Linked DNA regions of Mus musculus: regions 1 and 3 are each linked to region 2. The links are chromatin loops, found by intact Hi-C in ENCODE. Cell type or tissue: heart. All regions are shown on one strand.

Evidence for each region. A loop is a pair of places that touch in the nucleus more often than their neighbours do. Peaks named below come from ENCODE experiments on the same cell type or tissue, not always from the same donor. Only the 100,000 strongest peaks of a DNase experiment are listed, where the experiment ranks them.
Region 1: it touches region 2 in a loop (4-fold over the local background); 2 of 42 quality-filtered maps call a loop at or near these places.
Region 3: a loop joins it to region 2, with 2.4 times the contacts of the local background. A loop is called at or near these places in 2 of 42 quality-filtered maps.

The regions. Positions count from the first base shown.
Region 1 is chr1:39,865,677-39,870,676 of GRCm38, forward strand. No RefSeq gene overlaps it. Among named protein-coding and RNA genes, the nearest start is that of Gm35600, 16 kb to the left of the region's middle. In heart, no CTCF peak of the experiment used is centred here; DNase peaks (open chromatin) are centred at 2,455, 3,575 and 4,325; H3K27ac peaks cover 3,003 bases.
Region 2 is chr1:39,683,145-39,688,144 of GRCm38, forward strand. It overlaps Rfx8 (regulatory factor X 8), which reads right to left. Exons shown (of 15, transcript NM_001145660.1): 8 at 2,351-2,464; 9 at 456-606. Among named protein-coding and RNA genes, the nearest start is that of D930019O06Rik, 34 kb to the left of the region's middle. In heart, a CTCF peak has its summit at 2,887 (motif pointing right); a DNase peak (open chromatin) is centred at 2,897; H3K27ac peaks cover 1,220 bases.
Region 3 is chr1:40,013,090-40,018,089 of GRCm38, forward strand. It overlaps Map4k4 (mitogen-activated protein kinase kinase kinase kinase 4), which reads left to right. Exons shown (of 32, transcript NM_001252200.1): 24 at 1,017-1,134; 25 at 1,438-1,608; 26 at 4,021-4,164. Among named protein-coding and RNA genes, the nearest start is that of Il1r2, 69 kb to the right of the region's middle. In heart, no CTCF peak of the experiment used is centred here; no DNase peak of the experiment used is centred here.

The DNA of each region.
Region 1 (5,000 bases), 180 kb after region 2:
CTGTACTCGAGAGGCTGAAGTAGAGGACTGGTGTGAATTCGAGCTGGAGCTACATACTAAGCTCCGGGACAGCCTTACAGACTGTACAAAGTAAGACCCTGTTTCCAGAAAACAAACAAAATATTATTGTTGTAGGAAGGGCAATGAAGGTTTAATGAATAAAGAAAAGGCAGTAACTACGGCCCAGGGAAGAGCTGAGCATTAAGGACCATTTCCATAGACATGGAAACCTTCACTGTTGCTGTTGAGTGATGGAGAGGACCACACTGAGAGGGAGCCTGTGACCTGTGAGAGCAGATTCTCTCCTTCTGAACAAATGGCGACGTAAAATGGAAACATAAAGATATGTACCAAAAGTATGTTTTTAAAAAGTCTGGACACATGCAGGCTAGAGACAAGGCTCAGTCTTTAAAGTTACTGCATCCAATTCCCAGCACCCACATGGTGGGTCACAACCATCTCTAACTCCAGTTCCAAGGCATCTTCTGCCCTCTATGGGCACTGTACACATGTGGTACACAGACATACATTCAGGCAAAACACCCCTATGTTGGGCGCTGGGCATGGGGGAATAAAGGGAGTGGGAGAAAACCTGTGTCCTGCCAGAGTTCCCGTGCTCTGGGCTGGTGGACGAAGGAGGACTGCCATAGGCTTTCCACGAGGCCCCGGGTAGGTGTCTGGCTGTGGGAAGCTCAGGACCCAGTCCAAGGGGGTGGACAAGTTCTAGGTCTCTAGGCCTCATGGAAGCTAGAGATAACAGGTTCTCAGTCTCGGGGATCCCAGATGCCGCTGGACACCGCAGAAGAGCTGAGAACAAAATGGGGGCCCCAGGGACGGCTCAGTCAGCCCCGGGGCTGAAGGGAAGAGAGGGCAGGGAGAGAGGTGGTGCTGGGTGGTTCCCAAGCAGATAAAAGTCCTTGGTTTGGTCTGTGGCTGGAGTGCAGGAAGGCCTTCTGGGGAGAAGTTAGATGTAGGTCTTTAGGGGAAAGCCTATCTCATCGTTCAAGCACAGTGGGCCTTGATCAGCAGAGACAGTCTATGGTTTTAGAGCCTTATTGTAGAAAGGCAGGGAGAAAGAGAGAAGGTAAAAAGAGGGAGAGAGACTGGCCATGCCACGTGGAGAGAGGGGGGGAAGAGAGAGACAGAGAGAGAGAGAGAAGGAAGACTAGAGATGATAGTAAGCAAAGTAAGAGCTTAGAGAGAGCGAGGAGGGGCCAAGCAGCCCCTTTTATAGTGGGCTGGGCTACCAGGTAACTGTGGGGAGGAGCATACTTGGCTATAGTCAGATAACTGTGGGGGTGGAGTCTAGCCAGAATGCCAGAAGCTTGGGGCTTTATCTATGTGACTGATAGTCACACACCTCTCTTGCGGGGGCTGTGGGGGTAGTAACTTCAACAGGAACCAGGGGTCCAGGAGACATAATCTAACACCTTCTGTCCCATGTTGATGGAAATCACCACTCACAGGTCCCCGGGGTTCCAGACCTTTGCTCGACTGGAGACCAGGCTGTCTGTGTGCACATATACAAACTTTAACATTTGTTTTAAAAAGAATGGAGATGCAGGGCCAGGGAGATGGCTGAGTTGGGAAAGTGCTCTCTACTAAGCAGGTCAGAGCCTTAGTAGCACCCAGGGAGGAGCTGGACTCTTTGGTCTGTGCCACAGGAGGCGCAGAAAAAGACAGATGGATCTCTAGAGCTCACTGGCCGGCCAGGCTGTCCGAATGGCTGAGCTTCCTGCTCAGTGAGCAAGGCTCTCTTCCATATTCTCTCCAAAGTCAAAGTGCGAGATAAAACGGAAGGGGCCTTTCAATTACCTCTGCCCTATACACACACACATAGACACACACATACTCACACCACATACCACACATAAGTGTACACATGGACCTGAATGTGCACACACACACACACACACACACACACACACACACACACACACACACGGACCTGAATGTGTACACACACACACACACATACACATGGACCTGAATGTACACACACACACACACACACACACACACACACACACACATACACACACACGCGCGGACCTGAATGTGTACACACACACACACATACACATGGACCTGAATGTACACACACACACACACACACACACACACACACACACACACAACCAAAATAGGGAGACAAGAAAAAAATCCAAAGAAGCAGCGGAGCTGGGAACACATTTGAAAGCGAGCCGTGGAAAGGCTGGGTGAGGCAGGCCTGGGGTTTTGTTCCAAGCTTGGAAAATGATTTTACTTTTACCTTTTTATGTATGTGCACAAATGCAAAGATGAGAATCCTCTAAAGAGAAGGAGGAAAGTTTCTGGCTGCCTTTAGTCTTTAGGTGTCCGGAGACTGGAGTGCTTTGAGTAATAACCCAGGATCAGAAACACAGCCAAGCCCCGCCCGCATCCTGCCAGATGCCGCTATCCACAGGTCCCCAGGGCAGTGTCTACACCCCTTCAGGGACTCAGCTGGCCTCTGGATCTTTGAAATCATTCTAGAGGTCACTGAAGGCAGAGTGATTTCTCTTCAGTGGCTTCCTGGTGAACAAAACCCACACTCCGTCTCCAGTCCTATCTTGTTTAGCTAGTGAAAGCAAGGCAGAGGTTGCCAGGCTAATGAACTACCTGATATATTTAGCTAGAAAGATAATGTAGCTCTAGTGTTTGGATTTATCAAAACCAATTCCAGATGGCACCCAAGCCACAGAGAGAGGGCCATCTGGTAAGTAAGAGCCGGGCTTGTTTCTCTCTTTCTCTTCAAGGTGAAGGGCAGATGATAAACAACACAACTTCCTGTGCTAAAAACCCAGGCTGTTGGAAGGATGGCCCCTGAGCCTTACATCTTATCTGTGTTCATTCAAATACCTGGGCCACCATACTCCTTCAGATAGAGTCATTGGCTGAGCTTAGAAAATGACCTGATGCAAGTGGAAAGGTTTCAGTGTCTCCCGTATGCAGTGTATTTCAGAGAAACATGCACTCCTGGGTAACAGAGCTAGGCATTAATAAAGTCATTGGACAGACCCTTCAATTACACAAATTCCTCGAGTACATAAACCAATAAAATCAGAAATTATGTTTCTTTCTGAAACGATTTAAGCCACTGTGGTCATGTTTTGTTTAGCACCATTGGTGATGTTTTGAGGACATTCTCTGCTTGACAAGGTGTTTTCTGCCAGACACTTTCTTTGCCTGTTCCCTCTGAAACAAAACATCCCATGCTTCTGTTTATTCACTAGTTTCCCTGCTCTCCAGCACCCCTCCCCCATCTCCACCTACTCACACACAGCCCGGCCAGGCTAATCTTCTTTAAACTTTGCTCTGTTTGTAGAACTTTACAACTCAAAAGACAGTCACTACCTCTCTAGTGTCAGGAAGATAGTGCGCAGGTTGTACAAAATACCATCCCTCTTGCTCACCTCTGCCTCTGAACCTAAGTCCCCAAGGAGCCAGCCTCGTGAATGCTTCAATTTCCTCCTCCTACATTAAGATCAATTTGGCCTCCTGAATTCCGGAAGTGTGAGATAATTCTTTGGAACTGTTTTAAGCTACTAAGTTTGTAGCTGGGTCTGGAATCAGTAAGAAGCTAGACTAGCTTCTCTGAAGACTGCCCTGGTTCTAGTCCAGCTCTACACTGTGGGACTTCCACGAGGTCCTACCTGGCCCTGGCCCAGGGGCTGAGGCTGATGGCCTCACAGACATCCGTTGGCAGTCACATGTGGCACATTTGGCTCCTGTCGTGCCAGGCCCAGTTTAAGTGTTAACACTCCCACACCTGTGGTTACTGAACTGGACAGTGAAGACAGGGAATAATTCCGATGTCGTGAAAAGGTCTTTTGGGCAGCACAGGTTCGAATGGAATACACATCACTCCCTAAAGTCCACGGCTGCTAAACATGGTGAACTGAGCCTGAGCTCAAGCCCCACACTGTGGAAAGACAAAACCAGCTCCCTGAAGTTGTCCTCTGACCTCCCCATCTGCTCTCTGGCACCAGTACCAGCTCAGAAATAGCATTAAATCGCAGGAGGATCTGGTTTTGGGGGCCTTGGGCATCTCCAAGCTGATGAAACAGGACTTGGAAGGAGCATACGGACTAAAAAACACACCTCAGAACACTTCAGTCTTCCTGCAGGTTCTCACACCAAGGCAGGGAGGTCCCTAGGGGTTAGCGCTCCCACTCACAGCCGGCCTGGGGCATTGAACGGGAAATCTGGTTCCCAGCCAGCAACCCTGCTTATCCCGAGTTCAGCAGTCTCTATTTGGAACTTTCTCTAATTAGACCTGAAATCAATTGCCTTTCCTGTGATGCAAGGCAGTGATCTGTGTTTTCCCAGTGGACAGCAAATGTCCTACCACTTCTCACACTAATTTGAAACGCCACTTGGGTGACGAAATAAATCCCAGGGTGTAGATGGAGCTTCTCTGAGAATCTCTCCCGCGCGGCAATCACCCCGCTCTGTGGTAGTCTGGCGGTTTGTTTCACAATCTGGCAGAGCAATTCTCCTCTCTTTATCCTCGCTTTTTCAGTATTTCTGTCGGTTCTTCATACTTCTATCTTCCCCGATGCATTTGGAGTCGGTTTGCCAACTTCCGCTAAATATCCGATTAAAATTCCCTTTGGAGTTTACAGACCGCTGAGCTCATTGACAGTTTTAAAACATGAGCGCTCTTATTTTTGATGTGTACTCTCGTATTTCCTAAAAGCTGTAAAATTTTCTTCATTTCATTAAAATTCGCCTCTTTGGTATTTGTCCTTAAGGAGAAAAGACCTTTGAGCAGTGTTTCTCAACCTGTGGGTCTCGATCCCTTTGTGGTTGTTGAGCCTGTATCACCCTGGCTTCTATGGGACACTCATATTATTTCACCAATAAGTAAGGAAATTAGCAAAGGAAAATTCTTTTTCTAATTCACTTGGAAAGAGAGGTTGGGATTTGGTGGAAATTGTGAGAGAAGACTATACATGTTGTTTTTCTTCTTTAGTTTG
Region 2 (5,000 bases):
AGCATGCCCAATCTAAGCCTGTGTGGCAGAGACTTGTAGAATCCTATTATCTGCTACGGGATGGCTGCTACGGGACGCTTGGTGTTCCTCTTATTCATGAGGTGAAGCACCACCCCACAGTGACAGTACTGAGAGGAGGTGCCCGATAAAGCAAACTCTTCGAAAACTCAAAACTTTCCTGAAGAGATTGGTGCTCCTAAAAGAGGAGACCTCAGAAAGAGTCCTCGCCTCTCCCTTAATGTGAGGGCAAAGCTGACAGACTGTCTCTGAACCAGAGAACAAGCCCTGACTAGATGAGATCTGCCACTGCCCTATGCTGGACTTGTGGCCTGTATGTTATCCATTGGCACAGAAGCAAGCGAGGAATGCATCTCAGCTGTTTGTGAGCTGCTCGGGGCATGATGCTGTACATTCCTCCTCGCTGTACAGAATTCATGCTTTGTGTGGAACTCTACCTTTGAGCTTAGAGATCTGTAAGATGGCAGGAAACCCTTCCAGAGCACCGAGAAGCCACAGTTTAAATCTCTTACTAAACAGCCGGACAGATTTCAGGTACTGGATACTAACGTCCTCCAGGAAGTCGGGGAGCAGCATGTCTTCCAGGCCCTACAGAGAAAGGAGCGAGCAGAGTGACTTGGCCTGCGAGGGCAGGGCCTTTCGACAAGTGACCCAGAGACAGGCTAGGTCATGGCAGGTCTGAGGGAGGTCACTAATGACCTAAGTCAGCCACTGCTTCCAGCACAGGACACCCTGCCACCTTGGTGTGTGCCGGAACTGGCAGCTCAGTATTTCAGATACCGATAATGGAATCTCCCCCACTCCCACCCCACATTCTGTGGATGGAACCCAAGGCCTTGTGCATATGCCACTGGGGCATACCCTCAGTGTAGGCCCTGATTCCATTAAAGTAAGCAAACAAAACCCAGAGCCAAAACAGAGCAAGCAACAGCACCACGCCCACTCTGGCGAACGCAGAGGGTCAGGACCAACATTAGGAGCCGCGTCAGTCAGCCCTTTTATTCTACGTCTGTGGTGACAAACTAGAAGCATGAGCTCCCTAAGTCCGAACCAGTGGGACTCTTGATGAACAAAGACCTCAGAACCGATGTCCACCTGACCTCCTAAGTGCTCCAGAGACCGGCGTTCCTGAGCAGAGCCAGCCTGGCAGTGGCGCTGCTTCAGAGTGATCAGCCATGGCTCTGCATTCTGAAACATCTTTTCTGGATGTTATTTGTTTTATGTGTATTAGTGTTAGCCTGAATGCATGTGTGCAGTGCCTGAGGAGACTCAGAAGCGGGCATAGATTCCCTGGAACTAGAACTACAGAAGGTTGTGAACCGCCGTGTGGGTGCTGGGAATCGATCCTGAGTCCTTTGGAAGAGCAGCCAGTGCTCCTAGCCTCTGAGTCTTCTCTCCAGCCCCCTGAAAATGCCTTTTTAAAAGACTGGCCTGGGAACACCTATAATCCCAGTACTCCAGAGACTGAGGCAGGAGGATTGTAAGTTCAAAGCCAGCTTTGATTACATCAAGGGGTCCTGTTTCCAAGAAATTATATATATGCAGAGAGAGAGAGAGACACACAGAGAGAGAGAGAGAGAGAGAGAGAGAGAGAGAGAGAGAGAGAGAGAGAGAGAGAGAGAGAGCGCACACACATCTTTGGTTGAAATGTTCAGAAAATAAAATGGGCTAAAATCTGAATCATGGATCATTATATTCTGTGTTTGAGGAAATTTAAAAGAGCAAAAGGTAAAAGGCCCTGTCCATTGTACACAGGTTTGTGTGTATTGTGGTGTGCTGTTCTGGGCTGGTGTGTATTGGAGGTGCTGTTCTGGGCTGGTGTGTATTGGGGGTGCTGTTCTGGGCTGGTGGGTTTTGGAGGTGCTGTTCTGGGCTGGTGGGTATTGGAAGTGCTGTTCTGGGCTGGTGGGTTTTGGAGGTGCTGTTCTGGTATGGTATGTATATTGGGGTGTGCTGTTCTGGGTTAGTATGTACTAGGGGGTGCTGCTCTGGGCTGGCATATGTATTGGGATATGCTGATCTGGACTGGTATGTTTATGGGGTATGTTCTGTGCTGTTGTGTATTGCGGTGTTGTGTATTGTGCTGTTGTGTATTGTGCTGTTGTGTATTGTGCTGTTGTGTATTGTGCTGTTGTGTATTGGAGGTGCTGTTCTGGGCTGGTGTGTATTGGGGTATGCTGTTCTGGGCTGGTATATATTGGAGGTGCTGTTCTGGGCTAGTGTGTATTGGGGGTGCTATTCTGTGTTGGTGTATATTGGGGGTGTTGTTCTCACCTGAGTACTGGCATTTGTTTCTGGAAGGGATGCCCAGGGGAGTCAAGGGTCCACCCACCTTATACAGCTGCATGTCATAGCATCCTAAGAGCTGGCGCACGTCGGGCAGAGACATGAGCATGACTGTGTCTTGCTGCCGAGATTTCCAGAAGGATGTGATTAAATCCTCCACCTAATGTGACAGAACATATCATCAGCAACCCAGGCTGTGCCTTGTGGGCCTCAGCCCTTCATAGTCAGTGACCCCACAGGCCATGGCAAGGCCTCACACCAGCGCATGCAAAGTTATGATATCAGCTTCACAGGCTGTGTTTGGAAACTACTCTTCTTACTTGGTGGGCGCTGGTGTTTTGCCTGCACTTATGTTTGTATGAGATGTCAGATCTCCTGGAACTGGAGTTATAGACAGTGGTGAGCCACCATGTGGGTGCTTGGAATTGAACCTGAGTCTTCTGGAAGAGTAGTCACCACTCTTAACCTCTGGACCATCTCTCCAGAGGAAACACCTCTTTTTAGCAACCATAGCAGATCACTCTGCCTTGGCCCTCCACTAGGAAACCTACTTCCTTGAGGGTGTTTCCTACAGGGAAAGCTGTTTCTGGCCACCAGAGGGCCCTGGTTGATTACCATAAGATGAAGGCTACAGGGGCTTTATCAAGGGTTGAGAAGAAAAGCTTACTGACTGACTGGCTGGCTGACTGATCACTTTGCTCTTTTTCCAGCTTAAAAAAAAAAAAAAAGAAAAAAGTAAGAGTATTGCTCCTCGTGCCTAACTCCTCAGCACCAATTGTGAAGCCACATGAGCCCCTCTCAGAGATCAAGTAGGGGACACATCAAGGGGCCAAAAGTCAGGTTCCTTCTTTTTCTGTTTTATTTGCCTGTTTCCAGATTCCAATTTTTGAATTAGATTGGCAGCTGCCAGCTGATAAAGACCACCCACCTCCTTTAAAGGTTTATTATTAATTCTGTATGTGCTCGCGTGTGTGCATGCCTACAGAGTCAGAAGAAGGCCTCAGAGCCCCCAGAGCAGGAGTTACAGCTGTGAGCCACCGTGCTGGTGCTGGGAAGTGGACTCAGGTCTTCCACAAAAGCAGCTAGTGCTCTTAACCACTGAGCCATTTCTCTAGCATAAGGCTCCTGTCCTGTGGGATTTCCATGGGCAGGGACATTCTAAGGTATCCAGGAACCCCAGGCCAGAAGTGATTCCTGGCCAGGTAGTGAGAGCCACCAGGAGGACCATGACTTGGGATCTGTGTCAGGAACACTGACAGACTTGTCCAAGTAGATTCAGGAAAGCTGTCCACTCATAGCCTGGTTGGCTACCCATGTTCCAAGCTCCCTGCTCCTGCTCATTAGTGAGTAAGAAACACAAGTGTTTCTCCAGTGTGTTCCCTCTACCTGATCCTGTGACTGCCTGGACTGAACTGCCTTGCATTACAGAAGGCCATCGAGGTAGAGGCCTGATGACTGGATGCTCATGACTCCATAAGAAGGCGAGACAGACAGATGGACAGACGCACATGCACACGCACACGAGCTCCTGTGTTGCTCTAGGCTGCCAACAAGAAAGCTATCATCCTTAGACCTTCAACCTTTAAAACTGTGACCCAAAATAAACTTTTCTCTTTATAAAGAAGCCCTCCCTAGGCATTTTGTTTATAATAATTGTTATAGTTTGAATCTAGAGTGTTTCCCCATGGCCCACTGCTTAAAGGTGTGGTCCTTGGCTGGTGTGCTAATCGGAGGTGGTGGCACATTTGGGAGTTAGGCCTAGTAGGCAGCATCCCGGCCACTGGGGCTGTGAGCTTTCAGAGGATGGTGAGACCTCCGGCTCTTCCTCTTTCTCAGTGTCTCGCCCAGGAGGAACAGGCTGTTCTGATGCTTGCTCCCTGCCTCTTCACAGATGCAAACTGGAGGGCAGTGCCAAGAAGACATGGGCCAAAATTCCCCAGACCATAAATTAAAGCCAGTATCCCTGCGTTTTAAGTTTCTTATCTCGGGTATTCTGTGGGAGTTAACAGTTGCTGACACACATCAGTCGAGAAGGGGTGACTAACGGACAGGGGCAGGACTCGTCAGCCTTACTGTGTAACGTTGTTCCCCTCATTACCAAATTACACATTCCTCAAGCCTTGTGGAAAATGACTTCCTAGTCCCAGAAACAGAGCTGTCACGGGACATGATTTAAGCAAGTATCTGCTGAGTGGAAGGAAGCTGTGAGAGGCTTGGCATCACGATGCTGCAGAGACAGAGAGGGGCACACTGGTGTCTCCCACTCTGCCATGCTTCACTCCGGCTCCACGGCGCGTGTGCTCACGCTGAGAGCCTTGCCGCTCAAAGCTGAAATGCTTAGATACCGGAAGCATCAGGAAAGCTCCCATTTGAATGTGCTCTTGCTTCTCTGGATTCTTATCTCATACATAGAGGAGTAAAGTCCAGGCAGTCGGATGGCTCAGTGTGTCCTGCCAAGCATGGGTTCTTGAGTTCCATCCCTGATTCCCACAGGCTGGCAGGACAGAGCTGAGTCCTGAACACTGTCCTCTGACCGCACGCGAGTCAGGCTCACAATAGGCTAGATAAACTCTAATTTAAAAATGTGTTTCCCACATTCAGTTTACACCCCTCCTTGTGTAATGGGGAGACCTCAGAGCGTCACCCTATAGGTAGGTGGTCACTATAGGTAGGTGGTCACTATAGGTACGTGGTCA
Region 3 (5,000 bases), 330 kb after region 2:
CATCTTACCATAGTTTTAACTCACTAACTGGCAGGTGTTTCTGTTTGATTTTAACCATCATTACATCTCCACTTAACTGTTTCACTTTCTCTGTGAGCTTTTTGTTTGTTTGTTCGTTTGTTTTATTTTTTTGGTTTTAAGTTACGTTATTAACACCAGTGCTCCTAAAAGGCCAGAAAGTCATGTCTCCTGTCATTTGTATGTTTACTAATGAGCCCTGTTGTGTGGTATGGACTTAATGGTGATTCTGTCATAGTACAAAGTAGATCACACCAATAGTCTGTCACAGTAGATAGGAGATCACACCAGCAGTCTGTCACAGTAGATAGGAGATCACACCAGTTAGTCTGTTACACACAGTAGATAGGAAATCACACCAGTTAGTCTGTTACACACAGTAGATAGGAGATCACACCAGTTAGTCTGTTACACACAGTAGATAGGCGATCACACCAGTAGTCTGTCACAGTAGATAGGCGATCACACCAGTTAGTCTGTTACACACAGTAGATAGGTGATCACACCAGTTGTCTGTCACAGTAGATAGGAGATCACACCAGTTGTCTGTCACAATAGATAGGCGATCACACCAGTTAGTCTGTTACACACAGTAGATAGGCGATCACACCAGTTGTCTGTCATAGTAGATAGGAGATCACACCAGTAGTCTGTCACAGTAGATAGGAGATGATACCTTTATCAATTGTACTTTGTAGTATGGGAAGTAAATTGGGAAGGTAGTGAATTGCTATTACGACACTTCAGATGCTGTGTAGGAACTCTGATCGTAAAGTGGTGCTTTTGCTGGTAGTTTGCAGCATCACTGCCCTTGGTGTGTATGTGTCTTGGGGAAGAGATGCAGCATTTGCAATGCCTTGCTGGGCTTTGGGGGAGTTGATGCAGGAGGAGAAGGCTTGGGTTGGGAGATGGTACTGTGTGTAAGTGAATTGAGGTGGTCTTTACTGTTCACGTTTTAAATGTCTCTTCTATTAATGAAATTGAAATTTACATTTCAGACTCAGTCCGCTAGTAGCACACTCCAGAAACACAAATCTTCCTCCTCCTTTACACCTTTTATAGACCCCAGGTTACTACAGATCTCTCCATCTAGTGGGACGACAGTGACTTCCGTGGGTAAGTACAGCAGCGTCAAGGAGAGCAGCTGTCAGACAGGACCTGGTCCCCAGGCCCCTTCCCACGGGCCCGAGCGTGGCATGGTTACTTAAGGCGCAGTCCTCCGCCAGCAAGGCCATCGCTCCCTTTGCCAGGGTCACAGTGAGGTCGTGGTCAGTTCCCTTTCCATGTCTATGTTTTCTAGAACACCTTTTCTTTGAGAAAGCATCAGTTGCAGTGTCTAGATATTTATCTGGGGCATCTGAGGGTGTGAGGCGTGGTGTCTGTGTACAGAAGCTGAGTCTTCACTGCACTGTGTTTCAGTGGGATTTTCCTGTGATGGGCTGAGACCAGAAGCCATAAGGCAAGATCCTACTCGGAAAGGCTCAGTGGTCAATGTGAACCCCACGAACACTAGGCCACAGAGTGATACCCCCGAGATTCGTAAATACAAGAAGAGATTTAACTCAGAGATCCTGTGTGCTGCCTTATGGGGTAGGTACCTCACTGCTGTCGGGTGACGTAGTTTTATTCTGAAGCACAGAGTTGTCATGCAGAGAAGCACACACTGTTTGATTCCTGCCCTGTGCCTTCAGCTTAGCTGAGGGTGTGCTATGCAGCAGAACGCATGCGTATGACTGCAGTGGTGTCAGCAGTAAGACCTTGGGAAGAGGGAGCTGTCCCTACTCCTCCTGTGAGGTAGTCAGTATGAGGAGAGAGGAAGAATAAGTCTGGATGTCTGTGTTCACCGAGTTGTTGACTTTGACCAATTTCCAGATGAAGCTCTTGGAAGCAGTCTTCAGGGGGCTATCAGCCTGGCTTGTCTGTGCTCAGGATAGCTGCATGCTCAGTTCTGCCTTCTCAAATTCAAGCTAGCCTTCCTGCCAGCTCCCGCCCTCCTGCCCTTGCCCTGACATTTACTCCCACAGTTTTGTTCTGCTGTTAAAGTACTCTCCTTCTACCCAGAAGTTTCTTACTCCTGACACTGCACATGCAGATGGCATGAAGTCATTGTACATGCTAATGGCATGAGGTGACCTCACATACAGATGGCATGACTCCCCACAGTCCTGTTCCTGAGCATTGCAGCCACCACGTCCCCTGCAGCAGTAAATCAGCTCTCCTCCCCTCCACATCTCAGCCTTTCTTCTTTCTGTTTGTTAGGGAGAAACAGCGGAGGTGGACACGAGGGCTTGCCTTTAATCTTTAGAACCTTACACTGTTGTTCCCGGCTCCTGTTCTCACCCACGTGGCCTGACCTTCTCTCTTGCCTGCTTAGGTTCCTGCTCTGTCCTCTACCAAAGTCTTTTGAGAAGCTGCCAAATTCAGAGCAGACCCATCTGCTTTCTCAGGATCACAAATTCTGCCTGTGTCATGACTGTCTTGAAGCTCATATGGTCCTGCAGTGTAAGGACCTTGTTGACCATCTGGATCAGTGGTTCTCCACCTTTTGGGAGTCGTAGGACTCTGTTACAGAGGCTGCCTAAGACCATCAGCAAACAGATATTTACATTACAAACCATAACAGTGCAAAATAAAAGTCATGAAGTACCAATGAAAATAATGTCATGGTTGGAGATCACCATGGCATGAGGAACCGTATTAAACGGTGGCAGTGTTTGGAAGGTTGGGAAACACTGGTATAGATAAAAATAAAACTAGCTATTTAAGGGATTATGGGGACCATACAACAGGAAGCTGGCACAGAAGTGTGTCTAGCACACTGCTGTTGTGCAGTAGATGTCATTTGCTGTTATTTCAGAAAGTAGGCTATCATTTATTCACATTGAATGGTTTTAATGTTGTATGTATGTTATATTAGCTATAGAGATTGTCTTAAATTTATGTTATGTTGAAATTGGTAATAAGTGCTTAGCCCAACAAAGTTACTCGTGGGAACAAGCAGTCCTAGTGTCCCATCATGTGCCTCTAATGTCTCAGCAAGCCCTGGGCTCCATTTTCTTTACTTTGATCTAGTGCGTTGATCAGTCTAAAGGCCTTTGCTTTAGTTGCTTCCTTCCTGGGACAAGTGCGTGACAGGCAGCAGCTAGACCAGAACTTTTGACCCTGTGTCTTGGAAGGCATACATTTTAAAGGTGTACCGTGTGGCTCAGTGGGTGTATAAGAAAACGGGGATCAGTTTGTGCACCTGTGAGACAGTGGAGGTTATCTGGACAGTCTGAGTGAAGGCTTGTGTCTGCCAGCTGTCACGTGATTAGAAAGCATGGAGTATTGGGCAGAGGAGGGAAGGAAGGCAGGCCCAGGAAGAAGATGTTAGTTACCTTCAGCGGTAATCCTGGCTTTAGGAGAAATCTGTTGTGTGTGGAAGAACAGAGAAGTACAGCTTGGCCATAGGAGCTGCTGCCCTGCCATAGTGGGCATGTGTATGATTAGCGCTGGCAGTGTCCATGGAAGAAATAGAGAGAGATGGGAGCAGGTGATGTCCTGGCAGGGTAAGCAGGCTCCTGGAAAGGTGGGGACACAGTGCAGTTGTTTCTCAGTGGTGGGAACTGATTGAGACCAGCCCATAAGCCAGTGGAGATTATAGAGGCACGTGCTCTCTGTAAGTCATTCTACAAGGTTGCCAGTTGTGGGGCCATAGTAGCAGATGGACCAGAATCTCCGAAACCCAAGAAATAGTGAGCTTACAACTGGGAGCTCAGTTCCCTGGGGGCAGGTGCCGTGGGGATGTCTTCTCATTGCTCCCCTATGTATTTAAGTAAATGTCACTACTGTCGCTTCTGTGTCAGGGGGTGGGGGGATCATTGCTTTAACCTCACTGTTCTGGGCATTCCTTTAGGAATTACGGTCACTGTCATCTTCCAAGTAGAAAATGTTTTTCTGGTCTATGGTAAAGCTCTACACAATCACAACCTAAAATGTAGGCCTTTCCGTGTTTTTGAACAGGAGTGAACTTGCTGGTTGGTACAGAGAGCGGTCTGATGCTCTTGGACAGAAGTGGCCAAGGGAAAGTATACCCTCTGATCAGCCGAAGACGGTTCCAGCAAATGGATGTGCTCGAAGGCCTAAATGTCCTGGTGACAATATCTGGTGAGTGTTCTTTAAAGCAGAATCATGGCCTTAGTTGCAGTGTGCCAAGCCATACATACTGAGCTCAGCTCATTCTCTGAACTGGCTGAGATACCGAAGAATTGTGAGTTTTCATGATGTAAAGATGCACACAGCCATGGCACACTCCCAGATGCCTGTCATTGACATCTGTGCTTGAATGTTATGCACTGGTGGCACATTGTCTCTTACTTGTTAGTAATAATACATTACTATTAATCAAAGCACGTAGTTTATATCACTGTGGAGAGCATTTGCTTGGTTTTGGCACTCTACAGTGATATGTGTATTTCAGTCTGTCTAGTTTTGGTCCCCTAAAAAGCATTATTTGTACTTCCTCCTGAGTCCCCAATGATAGCTGACCAACTGTATTTGATGACTTTACTATTCTGGAATGTCCTATCATTAGATTCATGAGGATAAAACTTTGTGTGACTGAATATATGGATCATGTCATATGTGGGCTAACTTCTTTGGCAGTGCACATTAAGTTAAGGTTGCTTCATGTCTTTTGTGGTTCAGTATCTTGTTATTTTATACTGCCAAATGTTCTACCACCAAATGTTCAGATGTATCGCTGCTTGTCTATTCATATATTGAAAGACATCTTGGTGCTTCTGGATAGCAAGTTATAAAGAAAGCTTAGATAAGTATCTATGTGCAACTTTTTGCTTAAGCACAAGCTTTCATTTTATGTATTTGGTTAAAAAAAAATCAAAGTAACACAGCTGAGAGACAGAAGCACTGGGCAGAAGTCTATTGGTGTGGAGAGCTGCTGAGCTGTCGTGCAGCGTGGGCCCATTGTCTTGCAGCAGACA